Linked DNA regions of Homo sapiens: region 2 is linked to region 1. The links are chromatin loops, found by intact Hi-C in ENCODE. Cell type or tissue: mammary epithelial cell. All regions are shown on one strand. Each heading gives the region's core, and the rest is flanking DNA. Links, peaks and the distances in the headings are about the cores only.

What was found. Peaks named below come from ENCODE experiments on the same cell type or tissue, not always from the same donor. Only the 100,000 strongest peaks of a DNase experiment are listed, where the experiment ranks them.
Region 2: a loop joins it to region 1, with 8 times the contacts of the local background. A loop is called at or near these places in 14 of 110 quality-filtered maps.

The regions. Positions count from the first base shown.
Region 1 is chr1:6,430,788-6,445,455 of GRCh38, forward strand. ESPN (espin) reads left to right here. Exons shown (of 13, transcript NM_031475.3): 3 at 9,467-9,653; 4 at 9,839-10,021; 5 at 10,147-10,278; 6 at 13,694-13,895. Among named protein-coding and RNA genes, the nearest start is that of MIR4252, 8.2 kb to the left of the region's middle. RefSeq lists enhancers at 8,890-9,403, 10,632-11,133, 11,134-11,633, 12,494-13,036 and silencers at 9,642-9,751, 14,417-14,556. In mammary epithelial cell, for the core only: CTCF peaks have their summits at 6,421 (motif pointing left) and 7,416 (motif pointing left); DNase peaks (open chromatin) are centred at 7,414 and 9,664; H3K4me3 peaks cover 410 bases.
Region 2 is chr1:6,355,527-6,370,194 of GRCh38, forward strand. All of the region lies in intron 1 of ACOT7 (acyl-CoA thioesterase 7), which reads right to left. Among named protein-coding and RNA genes, the nearest start is that of ACOT7, 31 kb to the right of the region's middle. RefSeq lists enhancers at 3,242-3,421, 3,532-3,581, 3,602-3,831, 4,532-4,581, 9,021-9,520 and 2 more. In mammary epithelial cell, for the core only: a CTCF peak has its summit at 7,695 (motif pointing right); DNase peaks (open chromatin) are centred at 3,505, 4,305 and 7,805; H3K27ac peaks cover 3,005 bases.

The DNA.
Region 1 (14,668 bases), core at 3,567-11,566:
GAAAAAAAAAAGGCATCTCTCAGTTGGGAGGCATGGGGCTGGCAGGAGCCGGGCTGGGCAAGTCCCAGGCTCTGGGTCTCAGGGAGATTGAGTTGGGAGGATTGGCCCTCCCGGCAGGAGCTCCAGTGGCTGATGGAGGGGAACAAGGGGTCCAGATCCCTAATCAGGGCAGAGTGAGGAGGGGCAAAGAGCAGGTGGCCCCAAGGCCGGTGGCCATCCTCCCAGGAGGGTCCTGGAGCCCAGGAGCTCACTCTGTCCCCCTCACACCTGCTTCTGGCTGCCCCAGGGCCTGAGCAGCTGGGCAGGGCTGTGGGGGTCAGGGAGCTGGGGATCAGTTGGGACCCTGAGGCTTAAGCTTCCAGGCTGGGGAGTGAGGAGGCTCCAGGCTCTTCCCCTGGGCTCGTGGGTGCTGCCAGTCACAGCAAGCTGGAAAACCAGTTAGCCCAGAGATTTTATCAACTTCAGCAGGTGCCTCCTTCCCCGAAAGCCTCCCCTACCCCCGACCAGACTAGACTGGAATGGGATTGGAAAGTACCTGGGGCTGGGTACGGTGGCTCATGCCTGTAATCCCAGCACTTTGGGAGGCCGAGGCAGGTGGATCACCTGAGGTCAAGAGTTCAAAACCAGCCTGACCAACATGGTGAAACCCCGTCTCTACCAAAAATACAAAAATTAGCTGGGCATGTGGCCGGGCTATGCCTGTACAGGTGGCCCATGCCTGTAATCCCAGCTACTTGGGAGGCTGAGGCAGGAGAATCACTTGAACCAGGGAGGCGGAGGTTGCAGTGAGCCCAGATCATGCTATTGCATTCCAGCCTGAGCAACAGAGCAAGATTCTGTCAAAAAAAAAAAAAAAAAAAAAAAAAGGAACGAACGAAAGAAAGGAAGAAAGGAAGGAAAGAAAAGAAAGAAAAGAAAAAGAACCTGGTGCTGAGTATCTTCTAGGGGTCTGGCACCACCCAGTGTCATCTGAGCCACACAACCACCCCGAGCAGTAGCTATGTAATCAGCCCATTTTACAGATGGACTCATTCAACTAATGTTTATTGAGCATCTTCTATGTGCCAGGCAATATTCTAAATGCCAGTGATATGCTGGTGAACCAGACAAGCTTCCCTGCCTCGTGGAGCTGACAGGTACAGAAATGGTGTTTTAGAGAGGCTGATTCACCAGCTGTGGTCACCACTGGCTTGCTGTGTGGCCTTGAGCAGGCTGTACCTCCTCTCTGGGTCTCTCTCCCACTCCTGGTCCAGGTCCTAATCACTCAGGGCCTTTCAAGTCCACCGGAGACTTCCCCTTTTCCCTTCCTTTGTGCAAGGCTTCATGGAGCCTGGCTGCTCCCACGGCCCAGGGGTTCAGGCAGCCCCCACCTGGGACAGAAAGGGAGTTTCTTGGGAAGCACCAGCAGCTCTCAGCTTAGAGAGCCCCAGGGCCCAGGGCTCAACTCTCCCCCTTAGAAGGCTGGAGGCTGTGCCTGGGGTGGTCCCTTTCCCCACTAAGCCCCTGATTCTGCCACAGGCCGTGGGGGCTCATTCCTTTTTGATCACCAGCTCCAGGTCTACCCTTGGTGTCTGTCAGTTCACCTGGCAGCAGGGCGTGGGGGCAGGGCCTGTGTCCGCACTGAGGAGGTGGCTGCTGTCCTTGACCCCCTGACCTACGTGGAGGCTCTGGGAAAGGAAGGGCCTGGTGGAGTCCGGAGCAGCCCCTCACAGCAGGAGACCATCTCATGTCTCCACCAGCAGCTCCTGGTCCCAGCTGTCGTCTAACCGGGGCTAGTGCCCCTGCCCTACCCTTCTAAGGGGGAGAGCTGAGCCTTGGACCCTGGGGCTCTGTAAGCAGCACACTGCTGGGGCATCCTAGGGCTTCTGAGAAACCCCCTTTCTGCCTCACGTGGGGGCTACCTGAACCCCTTGGGCTCAGCTGGGCCATGGGAGCAGCCAGGCTCTGTGAGGCTGTGCACTACAGAACGGAAAAGGGGAAGTCCCCAGTAAGCCTGAAAGGCCCTGGCCTTCACCCGTCCATGTCCACCCGCAGCCTTTGAAAACACAAGTCCTGCTGGGTGCGGTGGCTCACACCTGTAATCCCAGCACTTTGGGAGGCTGAGGCGGGTGGAACACGAGGTCAGGAGTTCAAGACCAGCCTGGCCAACATGAAGAAACCCCGTCTCTACTAAAAAATACAGAAATTAGCTGGGTGTGGTGGCACGTGCCTGTAGTCCCAGCTACTCGGGAGGCTGAGGCAGGAGAATTGCTGGAACCAGGGAAGCGGAGGTTGCAGTGAGCCAAGATCGCACCACTGCACTCCAGCCTGGGCAACAGAGTGAGACTCCATCTCAAAAAAAAAGAAAAAAGAAAAGAAAAGACAGTGCAAGTCCTGGTCTGGTGCAGTGGCTCATGCCTGTAATCCCAGCACTTTGGGAAGCTGAGGCGGGCGGATCACGAGGTCAGGAATTTGAGGCCAGCCCGGCCGATACGGTGAAACCCCATCTCTACTAAAAAATACAAAAATTAGCCGGGCATGGTGGTGGGTGTCTGTAATCCCAGCTACTTAGGAGGCTGAGGCAGGAGAATTGCTTGAACCTGGAAGGCGGAGGTTGCAGTGAACTAAGATCGTGCTGCTGCACTCCAGCCTGGGCGACAGAGCAAGACTCCATCTCAGGAGGAAAAAAAGTTAGCCGGGTGTGGTGGTTCCTGCCTGTAGTCCCAGCTACTTGGGAGGCTGAGGCATGAGAATCACTTGAACGCAGGAGGCAGCGGTTGCAGTGAGCTAAGATTGTGCCACTGCATTCCAGCCTGGGCAACAGAGCAAGAATCCATTTCAAAAAAAAAAAAAAGAACAAGTCCCATCACAGGCTTCTGACCACTGACAGGGAAGGCTGCTCACTTCCTTACAATGGCCCAGAGGCCATCCCTCCTCCGGGCTGTGGTCCCATCCAACAGGCCAGCGCCCCTGCCTTCACAGAGGCTGATCCCTCTGCAGGGATCAGAGATACCCGCCTGCACCCTGCCTTCCTCCAAGTCTTTGCCCAGACCTCACCTCAGCAAGGCCAACCCTGAGCCTTGCTGAAATTGTCAACCGCACCCATGATGCCCACTCACTCTCCCACTGGCCTTGTTCCCTGCTGCCCTTTTTCTTTGAGACTTGAGTCTCGCTCTATCGCCCAGGCTGGAGTGCAGTGGCACGGCTCACTGCAACCTCCACCTCCCAGGTTCAGGTGATTCTCCTGCCTTAGCCTACCGAGTAGCTGGGATTATAGGTGCATATGGCACCACACCCGGCTAATTTTTGTATTATTAGTAGAAATGGGGTTTCACCATGTTGGCCAGGCTGGTCTCCAACTCCTGAACTCAGGTGATCCGCCCGCCTCGGCCTCCCAAAGTGCTGGGATTACAGGCATGAGCCACTGCACCTGGCCTCCCAGCTGCCCTATGGTTGCCTGGCTTTGCGTTCTGTGTGCATCCTGCGTGACAACCAAAAGCTAACCCCTAGGAGAAACCCCTGAGACACATTCCATCTCTTCACTCCCTGCATGCCCGAATTTCCAGCCAGGCCCTTCATCACACAGACAGATGTGTGTTTTCATCCCATCTGTCCCTGACTAATGAGGCCAGGGGCTTTGTCTTCCCGGCTCTGTATGCCCAGAGCCTGACTCCAGTAAACGTCTGCTGAATGAGTGGGGTATGGAATCCCAGGGACTTGTCCACTCTGCCTATAGCTCATTGCATGTGACCCTAGACAAAACTCCCCTCTGAGCATTCCCAAGCCTGTCTGGCAAGTGGACCTAACCTGCCCTACCAGCCTGAGGCCATGAGTGAAGAGAGATCCCCTACTCCTGGCCTGGATGTCCCTTCTCATATTTATTCATTCAACAAAAAGCAACTGGGTGCACCCAACTGCCCGGCCCGTCATCACGTCAGCCATACATTCTTCTATCCATGTGTGTATGGGTCTGAGGAATAGGAGAACAAGATAATTCAGGAGTGACAAGTGCTGTGTAGTGAAATGAGCAGTTTGGTAGGAAGCGATGGGGATGGTTCTTGAAATTGAGGGGTCAGGGAAGCCAGGTGTCTTTGAGGAGAGGAGAGCTGAGACCCTAATGAAAAGAGGGTGGGCCTCGCAGCCCTGCCTTGATGGAACTGGCAGTGATGCGGGGAGGTGTAGAGGCCTCAGGTGGGGTCAAATGTGGCCTAATTAGGGGCCAGGAGGAAGACCTGGGAGGCTGGGAGAGTTGCAGGCAACTGTAGGCTTCTGGAACTATTCCATGCTAGCTGACGGCCTGGGGTGTAGAACCTTTCTCAAATCAGGGCTGCATTTCTTCCCTGGGCCAGGCCTACTCGGGAATCTTTTAACATAGGCCGGGAAGTTTGACTGGAGGACACCGAGAGCCATAGAGCCACCATAGGCTCGGTGAATTTCAATTCAAAGCAGTCACAGGCCGCAGCTGGACTGATCCTCGGATGGAGAGCCTCTTCCTGGCCTCCCTCTGGGGAGGCATGACTGGCAGTGGGGAGGGCTGCGGGAATCATTCTTCAGCCCGGGTCTGGCCCCATGGGCAGCTCACTCCCTGCGGCGGCGCTGGCAGTCAGCTGGCACCAGTCTCCGCCGGAGATTCCCACAGCCCACACGGGCGACCCATGTTTCTTTTGTGTAATCAGAGGTGACTTGATGAATAGTTACAGTTCATCCATAGCATCTTTGTTCCCAGGAGAAAGAAAACAAATCATGATTTATATGATCATCGCCAGGGCGCCTCTGACCTACAAAGAGGGTTTGGGTCAAAGCCGGGGCAAAGGGCAAGGGCTTGGTCTGGGAGCACTTTTCTGCAGCTGTCACTGTGGTCGGGGCTAGAGCTGGCAGGGGTCTGGGAGTCAGAGGTCTCCCCAAAGACCCATCCTCTCCCCTCTAGGTAGTGTTCCCCACAACAGAAATGGTGCCCAGCCTGGCCCATACTTGGCAGGACCTGGACACTCCAGGCCAGCCATAGACCCTCCTGGTGGCTGGTCCTCCCAGGTACAGGGAAGGATCCTAAAGTTCAGCAATGGCTGTGCACCAGGCACCAGGCCTGTGCTCAGGGCTCTGCCAGCACTTCTCAGGCACTCCGCATGAGGTCAGGATGACAACTGTTGTCCCCATTTCATGGATGGGTTTGGGAAGACAAAGAGACAAGAAGCAAGACTGTGGCACAGCTCAAAGGCACGGGACTTGAGCCAGGTCCTCCTTATAGCGAAGCCGGGGCCCTCCCTGCAGGTCCTCCTGCCGGGGCTGTGCCCCAGCAGCTGGCAAAGAGTGTTCCTGAGTTCCCAGCAGTGAGGTCTGCGGGAGAAGGGCAGTGGTCTGTGCGGTGGGAGGGAGGGAGGCAGAGGGACAGACCAACCAAGAGCAGAAGGGGTGTAGACGTGGCACATTTGGAGTCAGAAGCAGGCTCTGCATGAGACGCAGCCTCAAATTGGGGCTCTGCCTCTTTCTCACAGAGTGATCTTAGCTCTCTGTGCCTCAGTTTCCTCATCTGTACCAGGAGAACAATGCTAACACCTGTCCTGTGGGGTTACAAGGACCAGCTGAGAGAACGTGTGTGTTGTACTCATCACAGTGCTTGAGACAGAGTAATCATTCAGTAAATGGTGGCTGCTATCACTATTATTATTTACTATTATTACTTTTATTAATTCCTCTCTCCAGTGATGGGAATTTTTTCTTATTTATTTATTTATTTATTTATTTATTTATTTATTTTAGAGGCAGGATCTTGCTCTGACACCCGGGCTGGAGTACAGTGGTATGATCATAGTTCCCTGCAGCCTCAACTTCCTGGACTCAAGTGATCCTACCTCCTCAGCCTCCTGAGCGGCTGGGACTACAGGTGTGCACCAACACACCTGGCTCATTTTTGTATTGTTTGTAGAGAATGGCGGTCTCTCTATGTTGCCCAGGCTGGTCTCGAACTCCTAGGCTCAGGCAGTCCTCCTGCTTTGGCCTCCGAAGGTGCTTGGATTCCAGGTGTGTGATGAGAATTTCATTTTGGTCCTTATGCTCATCCATATCTTTGTAATACTCCCCAGTGACTGTGAGAGTGCCCATTGTTCTTCTTGTCCTCAGGCCAAGGTGGAGGGGGATGTTGAGCCGGGATCCCCTCCCCCGCAGCCCAACAGCATATCTGCCCCATGTTCTGGGGTATTCCAAGGGGATGTTGAGCCAGGATCCCCTCCCCCTCAGCCCATCAGCATATCTGTCCCATGTTCTGGGGTATTCCAAGCTGGAGGCTCTGACTCCATAATGGGGCGTGTGAGTGCAGATGGTGGAATACTAACGAGAATGGTGATGAGCTCCAGCACTTACTGAGGGCTCATTCCGTGCCAGGAACTTGGGCTGGGAATGCCAGCCAGCGGCCCTGCAGGAGGCTGTGGGTACCACTGCCCCCTGCTGCTCAGATCCTGCTTGGTGCCAGCTTCTCAGACCTTCTCCGGCTGGCTGGGCACCCCTGGGTCATGGATCTCTGCCAAGTGGGGGGTGCTGGGAGAGCAGAGCTCACCGCAGGTCTGGCCCCCCCACCAGCTGTGCAGACCGCCGTGGGCCTCTACAGATAGAACCCAGTGGGCCCCCACCAGCCCCTGATCCCCAAGACCCCGGCACTCACTGTGCCTTGGTTACGGGGTGAATAATTTAGGCCGCTGAGTGTCAGTCATGAAATATTCAACAGCCTGTTCCTGACGCAGCAGCATGTGAGTGTGCGTGGGGGTGACGCTGGCGCTGGGGTGTGGAGGCTGGCAGCCACGAGCCAGCATGTTTCTGAAGATAGATACGTAGCTGTGTCTTCTGTCTCCCTCATCTATGTCGACGGGACCCCCTCTGGATCACCAGGCATGGTGCCTGCTCCCCGCACCATCGTGAAGTGCCGGGCTCAGCATCAGCCCCAGCAAATGGCAGCCCTGTGTCTAGGGAGTGGGGAGGGAGGAGAAATCAGTGAGTGGAGGTCCATGGGGGCTGCAGACAGCCTTGGGGTCTCAGGAGTCAGGGAAGTAGACAGAGAACCAGGGCTTTAGGGACAGGGAGATGCCAGCTGGGAGGGTCTCAGGATGTGTGTGAGAGGGAGGGAGAGGGCACACGTGACAGGGGTCAGAAGAGGGGCTAAGTCGTGTTGGGAACAAGAGGGTGGGTGGGCAAAGGGGGGTAGCCTGGTGCCCATTGATGGGCAGGCAACAAGCGGATGGGCAGTTGGATGGGTGAGCGAGGGATGAATGCGGGGTGGAGCATGTGGTTGATCTAGGGGGTGAAACACTGGGGGAGGTAGATGGGCAGGATGTGAAGTCCTGTGAAGAATTGGCCTCCTAAGCACAAAAGGTGAATTGGAACCCAATAGGTCGCGGCCCCCAACCTGGAGCTTCTCCTGGGTCTGGGGATAGATTGTGGCTCCACCTAGTGTCCTTCGGTGGTAACTGCACCCTGGCTGTTCACCTGGACACACCAGGCCAGCCATAGACCCTCCTGGTGGCTGGTCCTCCCAGGCACAAGGAAGGATCCTAAAGTTCAGCAATGGCTGTGCGCCAGGCACCAGGCCTGTGCTCAGGGCTCTGCAAGCACTTCTCAGGCACTCTGCACAAGGTCAGGATGACAACTGTTGTCCCCATTTCATGGATGGGTTTGGGAAGACAAAGAGACAAGAAGCAAGACTGTGGCACAGCTCAAAGGCCCCCCTCTGGGCTGGGAGAGCAAGGATAAGGGACAGTGACAGCCGAAAGCTAGGCCCTAGGAGAAGCCCCTGAGACACATTCCAGCTCTTCAGTCCCTGCATGCCCATATTGCCGGCCAGGCCCTGCATGCACAGACAGATGGGTGTTCAAATGCCACTTACCAGCTGTGTGACCGAGGAGAGAGCTGAGTCTGTGCCTCTGTTGTGGGACTATGGGTGATGGCACAGAGTCCCAGCCCCACCTGTGAGCCTCCTCAGCTGCAGCTGCACCATTGACTGAATTCTGATTCTGGCAGGTCCCCTGCTAGGTGCCTTACCGGTGTAATCTCAGTTGATGGTCATAGTAATAGTTGATGGCCGGGTGCGGTGGCTCACACCTGTAATCCCAGCACTTTGGGAAGCTGAAACAGGCGGATCACTTGAGCTCAGGAGTCCGAGACTAGCCTGGCCAAGATGGCAAAACTGGGTTTCTACTAAAAATACAAAAATTAGCCAGGCGTGGTGGCACATGCCTGTAGTCCCAGCTGCTTGGGAGGCTGAGGCAGGAGAATGGCTTGAACCCAGGAGGCAGAGGTTGCAGTGAGCTGAGATTGCGCCATTGCATTCCAGCCTGGATGACAGAGCAAGACTCCGTCTCAAAAATAAAAATAAAAAAGAAGAACCTGCTTGCTAGTGCCGTAGCCCAGAGCTAGCACAGCAGAAGCATTCAGTACATAGTGGACATCCTGAGGGCTGCCAGATTAACAAAAACAGCAACAACCAAACCCAGGACGTTTGACTAGCTTTGAATCTCAGATAAACAAGCTGTACTTTAGTATAAGTATGTCCCATGCAATATTTGGGATATAGAATACTAAAGCATTATCCGTTTATCAGAAATTCAGATTGAATTGTGTGAACTGCCTTTTGTCTGGCAACCCTTACCACCCTGCCCTCTGGGAACTCAGTCTTCTGGGGGAGGCAAAGGTCAAAATCAGTTATGGTCAACCAAGCATGACAGGTCATGCTCAAGTGGCCCTGGGCAGTGTGGGGCGGAGGCCAGCAAGGGGGAAATAAATCAGGGTGGCCCTCATGGAGGAGGGATGGGTACTGAGTCTTCAAGAGGGAGGAGAAGGACATTCCAGATGGAGGGGGCACACAATGAAAGGGATAGAGGTCAGACACAGCAGGTGTGGGGATTCATGGTGACAGTGGGTGAGAGGGGAGAAGAGGCCAGCTCACCACATCTTTGTAGACCTCGGTTAAAAAGTGGGACTGAGCCTGGGTGCGGTGGCTCTGTAATCCCAGCACTTTGGGAGGCTGAGATGGGCGGATCACGAGGTCAGGAGTTCGAGACCAGCCTGGTCAACATGGTGAAACCCTGTCCCTACTAAAAATACAAAAAATTAGCGGGGCGTGGTGGCACATGCCTGTAATCCCAGCTACTCAGGAGGCTGAGGCAGAAGAATCGCTTGAACCCGGGAGGCAGAGGTTGCAGTGAGCCAAGATCGAGCCACTGCACTCCAGCCTGGGCGACAGAGCTAGACTTCTTCTCAAAAAAAAAAGTAGGACTGAGGGCAGGGCAGTGCTGGGTGGGACGCCCTCAGGGACCTCTGAGGGAGGGTGGCTCAGGACTCAGTCCAGGGGGAGCCCCCCGGGCAGCAGCGGGCCGGTGACAGGGCCCTTTCCCACCCACTCTCCCTGCCGTCCAGGGCTCCCCGGGACGGGATGGGGGCGGGTAAGAAGGCCTCGGAGGGGGTGAGGCGCTGAAAGCCCACGGTGGGCGCTGTGTCTCCGCAGGGGAGTGAATGCCCAAACCAAGAACGGTGCCACGCCCCTGTACCTGGCGTGCCAGGAGGGCCACCTGGAGGTGACCCAGTACCTGGTGCAGGAATGCGGCGCAGACCCGCACGCGCGCGCCCACGACGGCATGACCCCGCTGCACGCCGCGGCGCAGATGGGCCACAGCCCAGTCATCGTGTGGTTGGTGAGCTCCGGGCCCGGGCGGGGAGCAGGGGAGGCGGGGCGGAGCCGGCAGGGCGGGGAGTGGAGGGAGCGGGGCCATCAGGGGTGGGGCGGGGGGGCGGGGGCGGGCCACGGAGGTACAGGGGGCGGGCCTACAGGGGCCTGGCGCCCAGCCCCCGCCCCCCTCTCCCCGCCCGTCCCGCCCAGGTGAGCTGCACCGACGTGAGCCTGTCCGAGCAGGACAAAGACGGCGCCACCGCCATGCACTTCGCGGCGAGCCGCGGCCACACCAAGGTGCTCAGCTGGCTGCTGCTGCACGGCGGGGAGATCTCGGCTGACCTGTGGGGCGGGACCCCGCTGCACGACGCCGCCGAGAACGGGGAGCTAGAGGTCAGCGCGGGCCCGGGGTGGGGGCGCGCGCCCTCTGCTGGCACCGCGCTTTCAGCACGGCCCTGCCCGGGCGCGGGGGTCCCAGCTCGCGGCCGCGGCCGGGTCCTCACTGCGTGCCCCCGCAGTGCTGCCAGATCCTGGTAGTGAACGGCGCGGAGCTGGACGTCCGCGACCGCGACGGGTACACGGCCGCCGACCTGTCGGACTTCAACGGCCACAGCCACTGCACCCGCTACCTGCGCACGGTGGAGAACCTGGTACGATCCCTGAGCTGCTCCTGTCGCATTCTTTCTTCTCGCCCCTCCACCCCAGTGGTGGGTGTCGTCACCCCTTTTACCAAGGAGGAAGCTGAGGTTCAGGGACGTGAAGCCCGCTACCCCACACGACCTCTCAGCCCAGAACCACTGCCTACTGGGGACTGAGGGAGTAGAGGCACAAAGGTCAACGGAAAGAGGACAGGGAAGACCAGAGTCACCCCAAGGGGTAAGGCTGGAGAAATCACAAGACAGGACCCACTGGGAATAGGCAGGCTCATTCACCTACCCATAGACATTAGCTTGGGTATAACTCACAGCCACCCTCTGCAGAAAAGAGTGTTTAAGTGTCCCGTTCCACATATGGATAAAGTGAGTCTGCGGGGCACCAAGATGGCATCACCAGTAACTGTTAGAGTGGAGAACCTACCTTGATGGCCTGGCCAGGAGGCACCTCTCAGCCCCTGCACCATACATTTGCTGACTTCATGGCTGGGTCATAACTGGAAACCCACGCTACTCTTTTTAAATTATGTTATTATGGTGAGACAGCCATGAAGTGACCCAATGGGACTTGAACTCAGCTGTGGATGTCTCCAAGTGCAGGGCTCTGCACCATCTGGTACAATGCCTGCTATGAGGCAATAGGCAGGGAAGAGAGTGGGCCTCGCAGTCAACCCGAAAAGGATGCGGACCAACTCCATGGGGCAGCCTGGCCATGGAGGGGCTGTGCAATGAGGCCCGGAGGGAAGAAGGCAGATGGTCTGTGCCCTGAGCACCGTCTGTCCATCTGCCCTCCCCCCCCCAGCACAGGGGGATGGTCCTGGCTCTGGGGGCTGCAGAACACAGCAAGGCCCAGAGGCCAGAGGCTGCAGGGGGGCCTGAGGATGAACTTCCCCCCGCGAAAGAGTCTCTGGAAGAGAATGAATGGCCCAGCAGGTAGTGAGCACTCTGTCACTAGGGTATATAAGCTGGGATGGACACTGGGAAGGGCATTTCTGCATCAATGGTGGGTCCCCTTCAGTTAAGAGTGTCTGTGACTCTGTTGAGGGACCGTGGGGGGTGGCACCAGAGCCCAGGGCACCTGAGGGCCTCTCTGGATGCAGCTGCTAGCGGTCATAGGACAGCAAACACTATTCATTGGATTCTGACTTAGGCAGGCACCCTGCCGAGTGCCTTAAAGGTGTAATCTCCGTTACTCTTCACAGTACATTAAAAAAATAGTTGGCCGGGTGCAGTGGCTCATGCCTGTAATCCCAGCACTTTGGGAGGCAAAGGCAGGCAGATCACGAGGTCAGTAGATCGAGACCATCCTGGCCAACATGGTGAAATCCCATCTCTACTAAAAATACAAAAAAAAATTTAGCCAGGTATGGTAGCACACGCCTGTAGTCCCAGCTACTCGGGAGGCTGAGGCAGGAAAATCGCTTGAACCCAGGAGACGGAGGTTGCAGTAAGCCAAGATCGCGCCACTGCACTCCAGCCTGGTGACAGAGCAAGACTCCTTCTAAAAAAAAAAAAAAAAGGCTGGGCACGGTGGCTCACGCCTGTAATCCTAGCACTTTGGGAGGCTGAGGCGGGCAGATCACAAGGTCAAGAGATCGAGACCATTCTGGCCAACATGGTGAAACCCCGTTTCTATTAAAAATATAAAAATTAGCTGGGCATGGTGGTGGGTGCCTGTTGTCCCAGCTACTTGGGAGGCTGAGGCAGGAGAATCGCTTGAACCCGGGAGGCGGAGGTTGCAGTGAGCCGAGATCACGCCACTGCACTCCAGCCTGGGTGACAGAGCAAGACGCTGTCTCAAAAAAAAAAAAAAAAAAAAAGGTTGAGAGGCCATGTGGGGTGGCTCATGCCTGCACTTTGGGAAGCTGAGGCGGCGGGTGGATCACCTGAAGTCAGGGTTCGAGACCAGCCTGGTCAACATGATGAAACCCCATCTCTACTAAAAATACAAAAATTAGCTGAGTGTGGTGGCGGGCGCCTGTAATTCCAACTACTTGGGAGGCTGAGGCAGGAGAATTGCTCGAACCCGGGAGATGGAGGCTGCAGTGAGCCAAGACCACGCCACTGCACTCCAGCCTGGGCGACAAGAATGAAACTCTGTCTAAAAAAAAAAAAAAAAAGTTGACAATATGGCATTTACTGGGTGCCATGTCCTGGAGCTCAGCAGAGCAAGTAGTGCTGTTATCCCCATTTGCAGATAAAGAAAGTTAGGCACAAAAAGCATAGGTGACTCTCCCGAAATAGCTAGTAAGTCAGGGAGGGGAAGTCTGAAGCCACTGTCCCAGACTGCAGAGCTGGGTGGCTCAGGCCAGGTGCAGTACACCTGCTGTGGCCCAGCCTCTTATCTGCTGCCTACAGGGGTCAGGGCTTGGTGCCCTCAGCACCCACTGCTGTTGGCCAGGTAAAGAGCACCTTCGGGTGCTGCCCACGCCACCTCCTATGGCTCCCCTGATTCCTGCGGTAGGCAGCAGGGCCTGGTCCCCTGGAATGGGTGGAGTATGTGTGCCCTGGTTCCCTCACCCAAGCAGGCCCAGCTGCGGCAGGGACAGATCCAAGCCACAGAAGACGCTGGCCCAGAAAAGGCAAACACTCCCACAGAGCCCCTAATTACGGGGCCAATGAGCGCGGCCGCTGAGCCGTTACCTGGTGCCAGGCCTGCCTCTCTCTCCCAGGGGGCCTGTGACACTTCTTAGGCAGGGAGGGGGCATGGGGCAAGGAGGAGCAGGCCTGGGCAGGAGGCAGCGGAGCAAGCGGGCTTGCCGGCAGCAGGGGCAGCATGGCAATGTAAGCAGGGCCCCCACCACAGCCCCGTCTGCACCGGGAGGGGACAGGCCTGTGGTCAGACGCACAGACCGGGCAGGGCGAGGGGATGGCAGGCCTGGCAGCCTGAGTTCTGGCTGCCCATCACTGCAGCTGGCCATCCAGGCCCCACCCTTACCCCGAGGGCCCCATCAGGAGACAGGCCGGGCTGGTGTTGGGAGTCTGCCCCAGGCCCCAGGTCCAGCAAGGAGAGCCGGCTTGCCAGCCAGGTAACTAGGGATGGGCCTGTGCTGTGCGCCTCCCCATGGAGCCTCTGCCGATCCGTGAGGGAGAAGGCCGATCTCCTGGCATTTCTCCCCTTGGGGTGCAGCTCAAGGGCCCCCTCCTTGTCGATCTCTCCACCCTCCTAATCAGGGAGGAGCCAGGGGAGGGAGTTTCCCAGGAACCTGGGTCCTGCTGCCTGGCGGGGCTGGGCTTGAATCTTAACCTGGAGGAACCTGAGAGACCGTCTAGTGATGGGGAAGAGACCCCAGAGAGCGGTGTGGCTTGGCCAAGATCCCACAGCGAAGGCATGACTGAGTAGGACCCTGGCCTGGAGAGCAACGCATCTTGGGGTATGGTTGTCTTCATGGCCTCCCTGCCTCCCCTTCAGAGCGTGGAGCACCGCGTGCTTTCCCGGGATCCATCCGCAGAGCTGGAGGCTAAGCAGCCGGATTCAGGCATGTCCTCACCCAATACCACGGTGTCGGTCCAGCCGCTGAACTTTGACCTCAGCTCGCCTACCAGCACCCTCTCCAACTACGACTCCTGCTCCTCCAGCCACTCCAGCATCAAGGGCCAGCACCCTCCATGTGGTGAGTGTGCCCAGGAGGAAGACGGGGAGGGAGAGCAGACTGAAGCCAGACTGCTGGGCTGTGAGGATTGGCCTTGGGCCGCCCTGCCACAGCCAATATCGGACACTACCCTCATCACTTGCTCTTAAACATGGGGAGGCGACACCCCTTCTGGTGAGAGACAGATGTCACTCATACTTGTGTGTGCTTATCACAAACATACATGTACATCCACATGTACTCTCCCCACCCACAAAGTCCACGTGTGTCGCCCACCATTCATTATTCTTAGCTACTCACATACAAAAGCACACACTTGTACATGTGTACATACAGCATACAGATATGAACACACAGAGCCATGCGAATATCTGCACACACCCACCCTACACACAAGCAAGCACACAGTGCTCTATTTCCATACTACAGATATGCACGCACACACACACACATACACACCATGTCCACAGAGCAATGCACACACATTCATCAGTACAAAGAAGCATGTGCACAAATGCGTACCCCCTCAAACATACACAAATGCACGATCGCCTCGGCAGACTGCAGGCTTGTGTGTACACACACCCTGACCGTGCCCTGAGCATGGGCGTCCGTCCACTTGCAATGCCTGCTTCACGCCGCCAGATGGTGGCCTCCAGACCTGGCAGGGGTGCCCTGCAAAGATTGGATGTGGCCATCCGTACTCCCAAGGAGTAGACCCTCCCCTTCCAGGTGACCCTGCCCTCTAGACACACCAAAGCCTCCAGTGCTTCCCCTCCAAACCGGAGTGCCTG
Region 2 (14,668 bases), core at 2,981-10,980, 76 kb before region 1:
CCACCTGGGGCGCAGGGACGACCATTCCAGGAAGGAGGTGTGACAAACCAGAGGCCTCCATGGCCCCCAGAGGAAGAAACTAGCTACTGGGCAGGGACCTCGGTGAGATGCCTGTGTCTTTTGGATGCCTTTAAACCATCTCAACCCTTTCAAATTAATAAGTGTTCTTTGAAAACGCTTCAAGGCACAGCTCAAAACTCAGATCTCATCACACCAGAGGCCGGCCAGCACTCATCCCAAGAGCGCCTACAGCAGCGGCCCTGGGGTCCAGCCCACATCCTCGCAGGACAGCCCGAGCCTGTTCCGCAGCGGGAGTGAGGCGCCTGGAACAATTGAGGGGAGCCTGGCAGGGAGGGGAGCCGCTCCTGCCCCCTGGCCTCACCTTGAGGGCTGGCCATGCCTCCTGTGCCCTGGGGTCCTCTCAAGGTGGAGTCCCACCTAAGCCACATGGAGCCTGAGTACTGGGTTGAATTGTGTCCCCCAAAAGATGTGTTTGAGAACGAACCCCCAGAAACTATGAATGTCACCTTACTTGAAAAGAGTTCTTTGCATCCAGATACAATCAAGATGAGGTCGCCGTGCCTTAGGAAGGGCCCTAACCCAATGACTGGTGTCCTTATAGGAACAGGGAAGTCTCGACATGAGACACAGGAGGTCCAGGTGAAGATGAAGGCAGAGACGGGAGCAGCCTCCCGTCAAACCTTCGGGAGCATGGCCCTGCCCACCGCTGGTCTCCAGCCTGAGGAAACTGCTTCCGGTTGTCACCTGCCACCTGGTTTGTGGCCATGCCCGGAGGTCTCTGATGCTCCCAAAGAAAGCAGCACTGAGTGGCACAGGGGAGCCCCGAGGCAGCAGCGGCAGCACCCTCAGCACCCTCAGCCCTGCCCAGCACCCTCAGCCCAGCTCAGCACCCTCAGCCCCGCTCAGCACCCTCAGCCCAGCTCAGCACCTGCCACCCACACCTGGCCAGCCCTGGACAGGCCCCTGTGCGGTGACCTTGGCAGCAGCCCTGCAGGGCACTGAACCCTGCCTGCCCCTTCCACAGCCCAGCACACGACCAGCTGGGAGTGTCACCAGTGTCTCTGACTCTGACACAAAAATGTCAGTGCTGGCCAAGCGCAGTGGCTCACACCTGTAATCCCAGCACTTTGGGAGGCCGAGGCGGGCGGATCATGAGGTCAGGAGTTTGAGACCAGGCTGGCCAACATGGTGAAACCCCGTCTCTATTAAAAATAGAAAAAAAATAGCTGGGCGTGGTGGCAGGCTCCTATAATCCCAGCTACTTGGGAGGCTGAGGCAGGAGAATTGTTTGAACCCAGGAGGCGGAGGTTGCAGTGAGCCAAGATCATGCCATTGCACTCCAGCCTGGGCCACAGGGTGAGACTGTGTCTCAAAAAAAAAAAAAAGGACGACGACGACTACACTTTTGTGGCTGGACGCAGTGGCTCACGCCTGTAATCCCAGCACTTTAGGAGCTGAGGCAGGTGGATCACCTGAGGTCAGGAGTTTGAGACCAACCTGACCAACATGGAGAAACCCTGTCTCTACTAAAAATACAAAATTAGCCAACCATGGTGGCACATGCCTGTAATCCCAGCTACCTGGGAGGCTGAGGCAGGAGAATCGCTTAAACCCAAGAAGCGAAGTTTGTGGTGAGCCAAGATCGCGCCATTGCACTCCAGCCTGGGCAACAAGAGCGAAACTCCGCCTCAAAAAAAAAAAAAGTCAGTGCTAAAATGAAAACATTACTACGTGAAACCCAGGGTAACCAGGGGTAGGTGAGCCTTGCTTCCTTTACTCCATGGTGGAAGCTAAAGTGCCCACCTGAAGGTGCACAGCCAGGTAAGGGTCTGGGGTATAGGCAGGTCAGGCCCACACGGGGCCTGCAGGGCAGGCGGCTCATTACTGCCCCCTTCTGACAAAGGCCTCAAACCAGAGGTCAAGCACCAGGTGCGTGTGCTCCACCCTCACCTCAGCTGGAAAGCTGGGTGGGACAGAGGTGTCTGGGCAGACTGTCCCCAGTCATAGGGCTGCAGATGCCACTCATGGCTGGGGGCCACCACCTGGGGCCTGCAGACACTCGGAGCTTCCTTCAGGAGCTCAGCAGAGGCTGCCTTGGCCAGGAGTAGACAAGGGACAGGGGTTGCCCTTCCCGGAAGGAAAGGAGAAGCGGGTCTCCTTATGGCATGGGGGGCGGGGGCCTCACACCAGGCAGCCTTGAGGGACAAAACAGGCACGTGGATGGGTGTGGGGCCTCAAAGTCCAGGCACAAGCACACATAAATGCCTCCTCTTTCCATGGGGGACTCTGCCAAACAGAAGCTCAAGCAGCCCTGCTTCTCCTCTTTTTTTTTTTTTTGAGAGGGAGTCTCGCTCTGTCACCCAGGCTGGAATGCAGTGGCGTGATCTTGGCTCTCTGCAACCTCCACCTCCCGGGTTCAAGTGATTCTCCTACCTCAGCCTCCCAAGTAGCTGGGATTACAGGTGCGTGCCACCATGCCTGGCTAATTTTTGTATTTTTTAGTAGAGACGGGGGTTTCACCATGTTGGCCAGGCTGGTCTCAAACTCCTGACCTCAGTTGATCCACCTGCCTCGGCCTCCCAAAGTGCTGAGATTACAGGCGTGAGTCACAGAGTCTGGCCCCTGCTTCTCCTCTTTGACTTGCTGCCTAAGGCAGTTCCGGCGAAGTCCCTTCAACCCACAGACACGCCACTGCATCTCCAGAAGAGGGAAGGGTGGGAGGAAGGGCTGTGCCAAGGAAAGTTCCAGCAGCACTTGCAGGCCCCCAAGCAGGACGGGGGAAGAGGCCAACAATGGCCCTGAGCTCCCAGCCTCCATTTTGGCCAGGGGCAGGGGACTGACCCAGGAGGCTCCTTGTGCAGCCCACAGACCCCCCCTCCACCGCAGGTAGGAAGCTCAGCAGCGCTGGGAAACCGCAGTGAACCCAGCCCAGCTGAAGGGAGCAGAGGGAAGCCACAGGAGCAAGGCTGGAAAGAAAACCAGGTGCCTTCCTCCCTGGGGACTAGAGCAGGCAGGGGAGTGCCCTGGTCCGTCAGGGGACCCCAGCTCACGCAGGCCTGCACTTCCTATCCCAGCTTCGGCTGACCACCTAATCTTGGGGGTCAGTAAGAGCCAGGCCAGGTGGGTGCCCTACTGCCCTTCCTGGCTGCATGACACCAGCCAGCCTGCTGGGCACAGGGGCCGAGTCCCCTCTACCCACCCTTCCCTTCCAAATGTCCCTAAACAATCCACCCACAGTGGCCCCTGCACGGCCTAGACATGCCCATGACTGGCAGTACCTGCTCAGCTGGAAAGCCATGGTGGCTAGGACATCCCAGGATCAGATGCAGAGAAAGGCGAGGGAGCAGGGAAGCATCACAGAGTCCTTGCCTGACCCAGGACTGTCCCAGCTCCCTGCCACACCGGGCTTGGTGGGGAGCACCCCCCACCCCCAGCTTCCTGAGCTGCCCAATCTGGCCAGGAAGAGGCTGCCTCGCCAATCCAGAGCGTCTACCAGAAACCGGTCGTCATGGAAACCTTGCTTTATAAATAATTACAGAAGAAGTAATTCTGTGAGCTCTTCTGGCTGCCATGCCAGGAGATCAGGAAGGCAGAGGGGCCGCTGCTGAGCGGCCTCAGGGAAGCGGCTATGAGGCTCTGCCTTCTCTGACAGGGCACAAGACCCCCTAGTCTTTCTCCAGGGTCTCAGCCAAAGCCAGGTCTGGCCCCACTGCCGCCTTCTAGAGCTCCCTGAAATGTAGACAGGGGAGGAAGGTCACAGGCCAGCAAGGACTCCAGCAGGTCCAAGCCTGCATCCTGCTGATGGAGCTGGCATCTAAAGCCTGTCCCAAGGGCCAGCTCCCTGGCTGAAGCAAAGTGGACAGGCGGTCCAGCCTCCCCTCTCCTCAGGCCACACCCCTGTCCTTCCCCACTCCCCCTCTTCCTTCCCCCAACCCCTGCTTCAGAGGATGCCATGCCTGTCTTGGGGCTCAGCAACTCCACTACCCTTCCTCCACTCCCGCGGGCTCTTAGGCTGCCGGCTGCCACCTGTGGGCCCTGTGCCCCCCAACCCGTACTCTCTTCACTCCGCCTCCCCTTCTACTGGGTGTCAGGAAGAAAGAAAGAGGCCAAACAATCACAGCGGCCAGGGTGCAGGCTACAGGAGGCCCAGTGCAGGAGGCGGGATGTGTTATCACCACAACCTCCCCCAATGCTGCCCCCACCAGGGCTGCTTTCCCAGGAATCCTGTGACCAGCAAGGGAAATGGAAAGTCCCCAGCCAGAGTGCAGGCCGCACAGCCTCAACCAGGCTGCACCCGCCGGCCTCTGGGCAAGTTTCACATGTTTAGTTGTGAAAGAGAAAGTTAGGGCAGAGAGGGCTGATTAGGCCACTCCCACTGGAACAGCCGGCCCTTATCAAGGCCCTTATCAAACTGCCAGAGCCTGGGCTTATTCTATCTAACCAGCTGGCAGGCACTGAGCCTGGGAAGTCACTCTGGTAAAAGTTAAATAGGTAAATTATTACTAAAAGGATGTCCTTTCACCTATGTGCAAAAATAACAAGTCCTAAAAGGACAAGTCCTCTCACCTATGTGCAAAAAGAAAGAAAAAGTCATTTTCAGCTTACAAACCCCACACGCACTGGGTCCCACAGGGAGGCTGGTGCTGCCCCCGCCCAGGGATGCTTAATGTCTAGAAGCCAGCAGAGGAGAGGATTCTAAAGGGATCCCACCGACCCAAAATGTCTGCCCGGAGGGGAGGTCAGAGGGCTGAGTCTGGCCCAAGCCTGGCAGCTAACCCTGGCTGAAAATGCCCCCTGAGCCCTCCCCACCCAGGCAGCCTGCCGGGGCCCAGGCCCGGGCCATCAGCCTCCTCAGCCCCCTGGCTGCCCATCTCGGCCCATCTTCCTGAGTAGCCGGCATCCCAGGGCCAGGGTCTTGAAGCCACAGCGTCTCCCACCCTGGCACACAGGACAGGTCCTCCCAAACACACTTCCCTCCCCTGACCCCAAATAGCCCATAGTTCCTCTCAGCTCCCAACTCACTGTTTGGCCTTCTCCCCAAAACAGGCCCTGTCGACTTCCTTTCTGAGGACGTTTAGTGACAAGCTTCTCCGAAGCAGGAGCATCGTCTCCCCACGTCTCCTGTCGGCTCCCTCCAGAAGCTGCAGCCAAATGGAACTCAAGGAATGAGCCTGGGCCCCAATACTGTGCCCTTTGGACTTGGCCTCATCCCTCCAGGCGGGCATTGCTGCCTCCCTAAGCAACCCTTCCAGCTGGTCCCAGTCCAGGTGTGCTAGGCCCACCACCCACCCCAAATCAGTGAGGACCTACCAGGCTTCCACAGCAACACAGATTCAAGCCACAACCAGATGGTCCCGCAAAGAGGAAGCACTTCTCAGATAGCTTAGCCTTATGAGTAAATAATCTCAAAGTTAAACAACTACAAGGTGCTATTTCCCATCTAGTAAATTAAAAATCATTTTAATTGACAAAACGAGATGTCTAGAAATGTTCATAGCAGCATTATTCACAACCACCCAAGGATGGAAACAACCCGGTGTCCACCACGGATGGGTAGGTAAACAAAATACGATAAATCCATACAATGAGATATTATCTGACCATAAAAAATGAAGACCTACAGATCCACAGTAATGCACGGACCAGCCTTGAAACCACCCTGGGTGAAAGAAGTCAATCACAAAAGGTCACACGCCATCTGATTCCATGTATATTAAATGTCCACAACAGGCAGATCTACAGAAACAGAAAGTCAGCTGGTGGGGGGCAGGGGCTGGAGGAGGGGAAATGGGAGTGACTGCTAATGCGTGCAGGTTAATTCCGGGGGTGATGAAAATGTTCTGGAATTAAATCGTGCTGGTGGCTGCACAGCCTTGTGAATCCATTAAGGTTCACGCAGAATTGTACAATCAAAAAGGGTAGACTCAATAGAGTTATAGCTCAGGAAAGCTGTTATAAACTACAAACAAGGCAGGGTGGAGTAGTTCACGCCTGTAATCCCAGCCCCTTGGGAGGCCGAGGCAGGCGGATCATCTGAGGTGAGGAGTTTTGACACCAGCCTGGCCAACACGGTGGAACCCCACCACTAGTGAAAAGAAAGTTAACCAGGCATGGTGGTGTGCTCCTGCAATCCCAGCTACCAGGGAAGGTGAGGCAGGAGAATCACCTGAACCCAGGAGGCGGAGGTTGCAGTGAGCCAAGATCACGTCACTGCGTTACTGCATTCCAGCCTGGGCAACAGAGCGGGACTCTGTAAAAATAAATAAATAAATAAACTACTAACAACTGGATGCCAGAAGCTGTGGCCCCTCCCTACATAAGCACTGGCCATGTGGGTGACACATGGCAGGAGCCCTCGAAACGCTCTTACCTTTGCCACAGAAAGGCACTCCCAAAATCTAAAGAAAAACACACACAGCTTGGCAGAGATCTGCAGATGTGGCATCCATCTCTAACCCAAAACAAAGTAGAACTGGCTCAGTAGGCTGTGAGCATCCCTAAAAACATGCTCGAGGTTGTGTCTGGTTTCTACTTTTCTGGGGAAAAGACCCAGTTTTCTGCAGCTTTCAAAGGCATCTGGAAGCTAAAAAGTCAAGAGGTGGGCTGGGCATGGTGGCTCACGCCTGTAATCCCAGCACTTTGGGAGGCCAAGGCGGGCGGATCACCTGAGGTCAGGAGTCTGAGACCAGCCTGGCCAACATGGCAAAACTCTGTCTCTACTAAAACTACAAAAATTAGCCGGGCATGGTGGTGGGCGCCTGTAATGCCAGCTACTTGGGAGGCTAAGGCAAGAGAATCGCTTGAACCCAGGAGGCAGAGGTTGCAGTGGGCCAAGATTGTGCCATTGCACTCCAGCCTGTGTGACAGAGTGAAACTCCGTCTCAAAAAAAAAAAAGAAAAAAAAAAGTCAAGAGATGGCAGCACCTCTTCCCCCATCCCTCCCATACCTACCCAGGCAGCCAAGCATATAGAAAGAAGGTAGGAAATGAGACAGGCACCTAGAACTCAAAAGCACACTGAGCCCAGCTCATCAGAGGGCACTCGGAAGAGAGAATTCAAGGAGAACTCCGCAACGACATGCCCTAGAATGGGAGGCCACATCCCTCTCCCCAACCGAAACTCACTGCCTCATGCTAGAGGAAGCTGGTAGGGTCAGAAACTTACATCCAGGCTCCAGAAAGATCTCTCAGAGCTCAATGTGAAAAAAACAAATGACCTTTGGCTAGGCGCGGTCGTGCACGCCTGTAATCCCAGCACTTTGGGAGGCTGAGGTGGGCAGATGGCTAGAGCTCAGGAGCTGGAGACTCTTCTAGGCAACATGGTGAGACCCCATCTCTACCAAAAATCCAAAAAAATTAGCCGAGCATGGTGGTGAGCACTGCGGGTGGCAAGCCATCCAGGTGCCGAGGCAAGAGACCAAGGGCATGAGCTTTTCCAGTATAATAAAATATATAAAACAGTAAGAATTATACTAGATCTAGATCATAGACGTGATTATATATGAATATCATTAATCATTAATTTGTAGCAATTACTCTTTATTCCAATATTATAATAATCCTCGCTCTATAATCATAACCTAGGAAAAACCAGGCTATACAGAGATGGGAGCTGAGGGGACATGGTGAGAAGTGACCAGAAGACAAGTGCGAGCCTTCTGTTATGCCCGGACAGGGCCACCAGAGGGCTCCTTGGTCTAGCGGTAACGCCAGCGTCTGGGAAGACGCCCGTTGCCAGGCAGACCGTGGTTCCAGCAGTAGCGTCAGTGCCAAAGAAAAACACCCGCCACTTAGCAGACCAGGAAAGGGAGTCTCCCTTTCCCCCGGGGAGTTTAGAGAAGACTACTCCTCCACCTCTTGTGGAGGGCCTGACATCAGTCAGGCCTGCCCGCAGTTATCCGGAGGCCTGTCTCCCTGTGATGCTGTGCTTCAGTGGTCACGCTCCTAGTCCACTTTCATGTTCCATCCTGCACACCTGGCTCTGCCTTTTAGATAACAGTAGCAAATTAGTGAAAGTACTAAAAGTCCCTGATATGCAGAAATAATGGCGTAAGCTGTCTCTCTCTCTCTCCCTCTCTCTCTGCCTTGGCTGCCAGGCAGGGAAGGGCCCCCTGTCCAGTGCACATGTGACCCACGTGACCTTACCTATCATTGGAGATGATTCACACTCTTTACCCCTCCCCTTTTGCCTTGTATCCAATAAATAACAGCACAGCCAGGCATTCGGGGACACTACCGGTCTCTGCATCTTGGTGGTAGTTGTCCCCCGGGCCCAGCTGTCTTTTATCTCTTTGTCTTGTGTCTTTATTTCTACAATCTCTCATCTCCCCACATGGGGAGAAAAGCCACCGACCCTGTGGGTTTTCTGTGGTCCCAGCTACTCAGGGGGTCCCAGCTGCACCTGTGGTCCCAGCTACTCAGGGGGCTGAGGTGGTAGGATCACTTGAGCTGGGAGGTCAAGGCTGCAGTGGGCCAAGATTGAATTCCAGCCTGGATGACAGAGCGAGACCTTGTCTCAAAAAAGGCTAGATGCAGTGACTCACACCTGTAATCCCACCACTTTGGGAGGCTGAGGCAGGAGGATCACTTGAGCCCAGGAATTCCAGGCCGGCCTGGGCAACAAGACGAGACTCCACCTCTAGAAAAAAAGAAAAGATATTCAACATCATTAGACATTAGGAAAATACAAAAGTAACATCTAAAAGCAATTATCGGCGAGGTGTGGTGGCTCACACCTGTAATCCCAGCACTTTGGGAGGCCAAGGCAGGTGGATCACCTGAGGTCGGGCGTTCAAGACCAGCCTGACCAACATGGAAAAACCCCATCTCTACTAAAAATACAAAATTAGCTGGGCGTGATGGTGCATGCATGTAATCCCAGCTACTCGGGAGGCTGAGGCAGGAGAATCCCTTGAAGCCGGGAGGCAGAAGTTGCAGTGAGCCAAGATCATGCCATTGCACTCCAGCCAGGGTGACAGAGCAAGAGACTCTGTCTCAAAAAAAAAAAAAAGCCCAGCATTTGGCCTGGCGCAGTGGCTCACGCCTGTAATCCCAGCACTTTGGGAGGCCGAGGTGGGCAGATCACGAGGTCAAGAAATCGAGACTATCCTGGCCAACATGGTGAAACCTCATCCCTACTAAAAATACAAAAATTAGTTGGGCGTGGTTGCGCTCACCTGTAGTCCCAGCTACTCGGGAGGCTGAGGCAGGAGAATCACTTGAACCCGGGAGGCGGAGGTTGCAGTGAGCCAAGATCACGCCACTGCACTCCGGCCTGGGGACAGAGCGAGACTCCATCTCAAAAAAAAAAAAAAAAAAAAAAAAAAATTAGCCAGGCATGGTGGTGGGAGCCTGTAATCCCAGGTACTCAGGAGGCTGAGGAAGCAGAATCGCTTAAACCCGGGAGGCAGAGGTTGCAGTGAGCTGAGATCGCCCCACTGCACTCCAGCCTGAGCAACAAGAGTGAGACTCCGTCTCAAAAAAAAAAAGGAAAGGAATGAATAACTGATACATGCAACCATGTGGATGAATCTCCAAGTAATCGTGCTGAGCAAGGGAGGCTGGACAAAAAGAGAACTGTGCAAGTCCATGTTTATAAACTTGGAGGAAACACAAACTATAGTGACAGAAAGCAGATCAGAGGTTGCCTGGGGGCAGGGAGGGACCAGAGAAGCAGAGGGCCTCAGCAGGGTGACAGGTCTGTTCACAGTCTCGGTCTTGATTGTGGTGAAGGCTTCACAGGCTCACACAGGCATACCTCAGAGATATTACGGGTTTGGTTCCAGATCACCGCAACAAAGCACACATTGCACTTTATAATAAGTCACATGATTTTTTTGGTTTCCCAGTGCACGTAAAAGTTACACTGTAGTCTATTAAGTGTATAATAGCATTATGCCTTAAAAAAAAGTATATACCTTCATTTAAAAACACTTTATTGCAATCGGGCATGGTGGCTCACACCTGTAATCCCAGCACTTTGGGAGGCCAAGGTGGGTGGATCACAAGGTCAGGAGATCGAGACCATCCTGGCTAACACGGTGAAACCCCATCTCTACTAAAAAACAAAAAATTAGCCCGGCATGGTAGTGGGCGCCTGTAGTCCCAGCTACTCGGGAGGCTGAGGCAGAAGAATGGCGTAAACCCGGGAGGCGGAGCTTGCAGTGAGCCGAGATCGCACCACTGCACTCCAGCCTGGGCAACAGAGCAAGACCCCATCTCAAAAAAAAAAAAAAAATTTATTGCTAAAAAATGCTAACAATCATCTGAGCCTTCAGTGAGTGGTATTCTTTTTGCTGGCAGAGTCTTGCCTCGATGTTGATGGCTGCAGACTGATTCATATTGTTTTGGGGTTTATTTTTTTTTTTTGAGACAGTCTCATTCTATAGCCCAGGCTGGAATGCAGTGGCACGATCTTGGCTCACTGCAACCTCTGCCTCCCGGGTTCAAGTGGTTCTCCTACCTCAGCCTCCCAAGTAGCTAGGATTACAGGCACGCGTCACCACGCCCAGCTAATTTTTTGTATTTTTAGTAGAGACAGGGTCTCACTATGTTGGCCATGCTGGTCTTGAACTCCTGACCTCAGGTGATCCGCCCACCTCAGCCTCCCAAAGTGCTGGGATTACCGCCCGGCCTGCAGACTGATTAGGATGGCGACTGCTGAAGGCTGGGATGGCTGTGGCAGTTCCTTAAAATAAGACAACAATGACATTGACCACATCAATTGACCCTTCTTTCCACAAAATATTTCTCTGGGCCAGGCACGGTGGCTCATGTCTGTAATCCCAGCACTTTGGGACCCCGAGGTGGGAGAATCGCTTGTGCCCAGGAGTTCCAGACCAGCCTGGGCAATATAAGGAGATGCTGTCTCTAAAAATAAAAATTAAAAAATTAGCTACTCATGGTGGCACTTGCCTGTGGTCCCAGTTACTTGAGAGGCTAAGGGTGGGAGGATCCCTTCAGCTCAAGAGGTCAAAGCTGCAGTGAGCTGTGATTGCACCACTGCACTCCAGCCCGGGTGACAGAGTGGGAGCCTATCTCAAATAAAAAAAAAAAAAAAGATTTCTCTGTAGCATGCAATGTTTGATAGCATTTTACCCACAGTAGAACTTACTTTTTTTTTTTTTTGAGACAGAGTCTCACTCTGTCAGCCAGGCTGGAGTACAGTGGCATGATCTCGGCTCACTGCAACCTCCGTCTCCCGAGTTCAAGTGATTCCCCTGGCTCAGCCTCCTGAGTAGCTGGGACTACAGGTGTGCACCACCACACCAGGCTAATTTTTTGTATTTTAGTAGAGATGGGGAGAACATGTCAGCCAAGATGGTCTCGATCTCCTAGACCAGCCCAGTAGAACTTTCAAAAGTGGAGTCAGGCCGGGCGCGGTGGCTCATGCCTGTAATCCCAGCACTTTGGGAGGCCGAGGCAGGCGGATCACGAGGTCAGGAGATGGAGACCATGATGGCTAACATGGTGAAACCCCTTCTCTACTAAAAATATAAAAAAATTAGCTGGGCATGGTGGCAGGCACCTGTAGTCCCAGCTACTCGGGAGGCTGAGGCAAGAGAATTGCGTGAACCCAGAAGGCAGAGCTTGCAGTGAGCTGAGATCGCACCACTGCACTCCAGCCTGGGCGACAGAGCGAGACTCCATTTCAAAAAAAAAAAAAAAAGTGGAGTCAGTCCTCTTAAAACCTATGTTGTTTTATCAACTAAGTTTATGGAATATTCTAAATCCTTTTGTTATGGGATCTTTGGGGTATCCCTTTTCTGGCCAGAAACCTCTGTGTCTTGTGGCACCTTTGCCTAAGTTTTGCTGGGGCCCACTGGGCTTATTCCACCCACTCAGCCTGGCAGGCTGCGCTTGGCTCATGCTACCAGCCTGGAGCTCCCATGCCTGCCAAGGACAAGCCTGGTGTGGAGCAGCGAGCAGTGTGTGAGTGAGCATGGAGTACGGCCACTGCACAGTCAGACATGCCAGCTGCTGCTGCAGGGCAGGCAGCTCCAGATGCTGGCACAGGTGCTGGTTCTCTGCAAGGCTGCACCTGGACCAAGCGCACCTCAAGCAGCTTGCCTGGTTGGCACACGGGAATGCTGTGGTGCCTGGAAGCTTGGTGACGCCAGGAACTGCAGGGCCCCAAAGAGGGAGTCACAACCCTGACTCAGGGAGCTCCCAGGTCTGGACTCCCCAAAGGGCCACAGCTCTTCTTTCCTTCCCTTCACTGGCAACGTGGCAAGAAGGGGCATGTTTCAGCCCTGTTTGTGTTACAGTTCTTTCAGCCTCACCATTTGGCAGGTCCCGAGTTCTTGCCCTGTGACCAGGAAGAATGAGGTACGCAGAAAAATGGAGAGTGAGCAAGACAAAGAGGAGCTTTATTGAGTCACAGCCAGGTCATCCCAGTGAGTGTTCAGCTCTCAGCAGAGAGGGTAGCTCTTCTTTGCAGCTGGTCATCCTGTCATCTTTCTGTCCTCTGCTCTAGTCTGGCTGAGTCCGGGGTTTTTATGGGCCTCAGAGTGGAGGAAGTGTGTGTTGACTGGTCCATGGGTGGGCCAGCAAAAAGCACCACAAGCTTCCCCTCTGGTCCTCGGGACTGGCCAGCCAACCCCCAGGCTTCAGGCCCTCCCCAGTTTGAAGGTGAGGCTTCACTGGGGACCAGACCCCTTCTACCCAGGAGCCTGTCTGTCTCTCGCCACTGTTCATGGCATCCAGGCTGTTTGTGCCAGCCTATCCTCAGCCCCCACTTGGCCTCCCTCCCATGCCTGTTGGTGCCCAAAGTCTGAAGGGCACCATCAGCAGGGTGGGTGCGGTGGCTGCACCGCAGTCCAGGTCCCCAAAGTGAATGCCGCTCCCACTTCCCGCCCCAGGGCCCTGAAGCATAACCCAAGCTCTGCATCCCAGGCCCAGCCCCCACACTCCATATGCAGGTGCAGCATCACCCCAGGCCCAGCTCCACCTTGGGGCCCCTCTCTGCCCGCACCTCCATGCCCAATCATGCTGCTTCCCCACCAGCAGGCAACTCAGCCTGGCCCCGTTGTGGTGGCTCCCAGGGCAGTGGGCTCTGGGAGACTCCCAGGGGTAGACTCCAGGGACTGACTATTTCCTCTGCACACCCCTCCCCACAGTGAGAGCGGGTAAGAGCTCTGACACTGAGCCAGGGTCTGGAGCGGCAAGGCTCCAGGCCTGGGAGCAGGTCCTGCCTGGCTGTGCAAGGATGGGGGCGGTGCAGTCAGCTGCCCGGGGAATGCAGGGCACAGGGGACCCACTGCTGCCACTGCTGCTGCCACTGCTGCTCCCACAGCTGCTCCTGCCACCACTGCTTGCACCACCCCACTGCACCTGGCGTGAGGGCAGGGGTTGCTCCAGATGGCCCACCATTGCCATTACTTTCTTGTCATTTCAGCAATGTTCATGGCATCTTCCCCAAGACTACATTCCATCTTAAGAAACCACTTTCTTTTTTTTTCTTTTTTGCTCTGTTGCCCAGGCTGGAGTGCAATGGCACAATCTTGGCTCACTGCAACCTCTCCACTTCCTAGGTTAAAGCAATTCTTGTGACTCAGCCTCCTGAGTAGCTGGGATTACACACACATGCCACCACATCTAGCTACGTTTTGTATTAGTAGAGACGAGGTTTCACCATGTTGGCCAGGCTGGTCTCGAACACCTGACCTCAGGTGATCCACCCACTTTGACCTCCCAAAGTGTTGGGATTACAGGCGTGAGCCACCTCGCCTGGTCTATAAATATTCTTAATGGCTTCTAGAATAGTGAATGCTTTCCAATGTAAATTTTTCAATTTACATTGCCCAGATCAGAAGAACCACTATGGCAGCCAGAGCCCCACAAAATGCATTTCTTTTTTTTTTTTTTTTTTTTTTTGTAGAGAAGGAGGCTCACTCTGTCGCCCAGGCTGGAGTGCAATGGCACAATCTCAGCTCACTGCAACCTCCACCTCCTGGGTTCAAGCAATTCTCCTGCCTCAGCCTCCTGAGTAGCTGGGACTACATGCACATGTTGCCATGTCCAGCTAATTTCTTTTTTTTCTTTTTTTTTGGAGATGGAGTCTCGCTGTATCGCCCAGGCTGGAGTGCAGTGGCACGATCTCAGCTCACTGCAAGCTCCGCCTTCCAGGTTCATGCCATTCTCCTGCCTCAGCCTCCCAAGTATCTTGGACTACAGGCGCCCACCACCACGCCCGGCTAATTTTTTGTATTTTTTGTAGAGACAGGATTTCAACATGTTGCCCAGGCTAGTCTCAAACTCCTGAACAAAGGCAATCCACCTGCCTCAGCCTCCCAAAGTGTTAGGATTACAGGCCCAAAATGCATTTCTTAAACAATACAACTTGAAAGTCAAGATTACTCCTTGATCCATAGGTTGCAGAATGGATGTTGAGTTAATAGGTGCTATTATCCACTATGGTTTGGATATGAGGATCCCTAACCTCATGTTGAAATTCAATCCCAATGTTGGAGGCAGGACCTAATAGGAAGTGTTTGGGTCACAGGATGGATCCCTCTGGAAGGGCATGGTGCCATCCTCGTGGTCATGAGTGAGTTCTCACTTTATTAGCCTCTGGGAGAACTAATAGTTAAAAGGAGCCTGGCACCTCCCTTCTCTCTCACTTCTCTGGCCATGTGACCTGCACACAC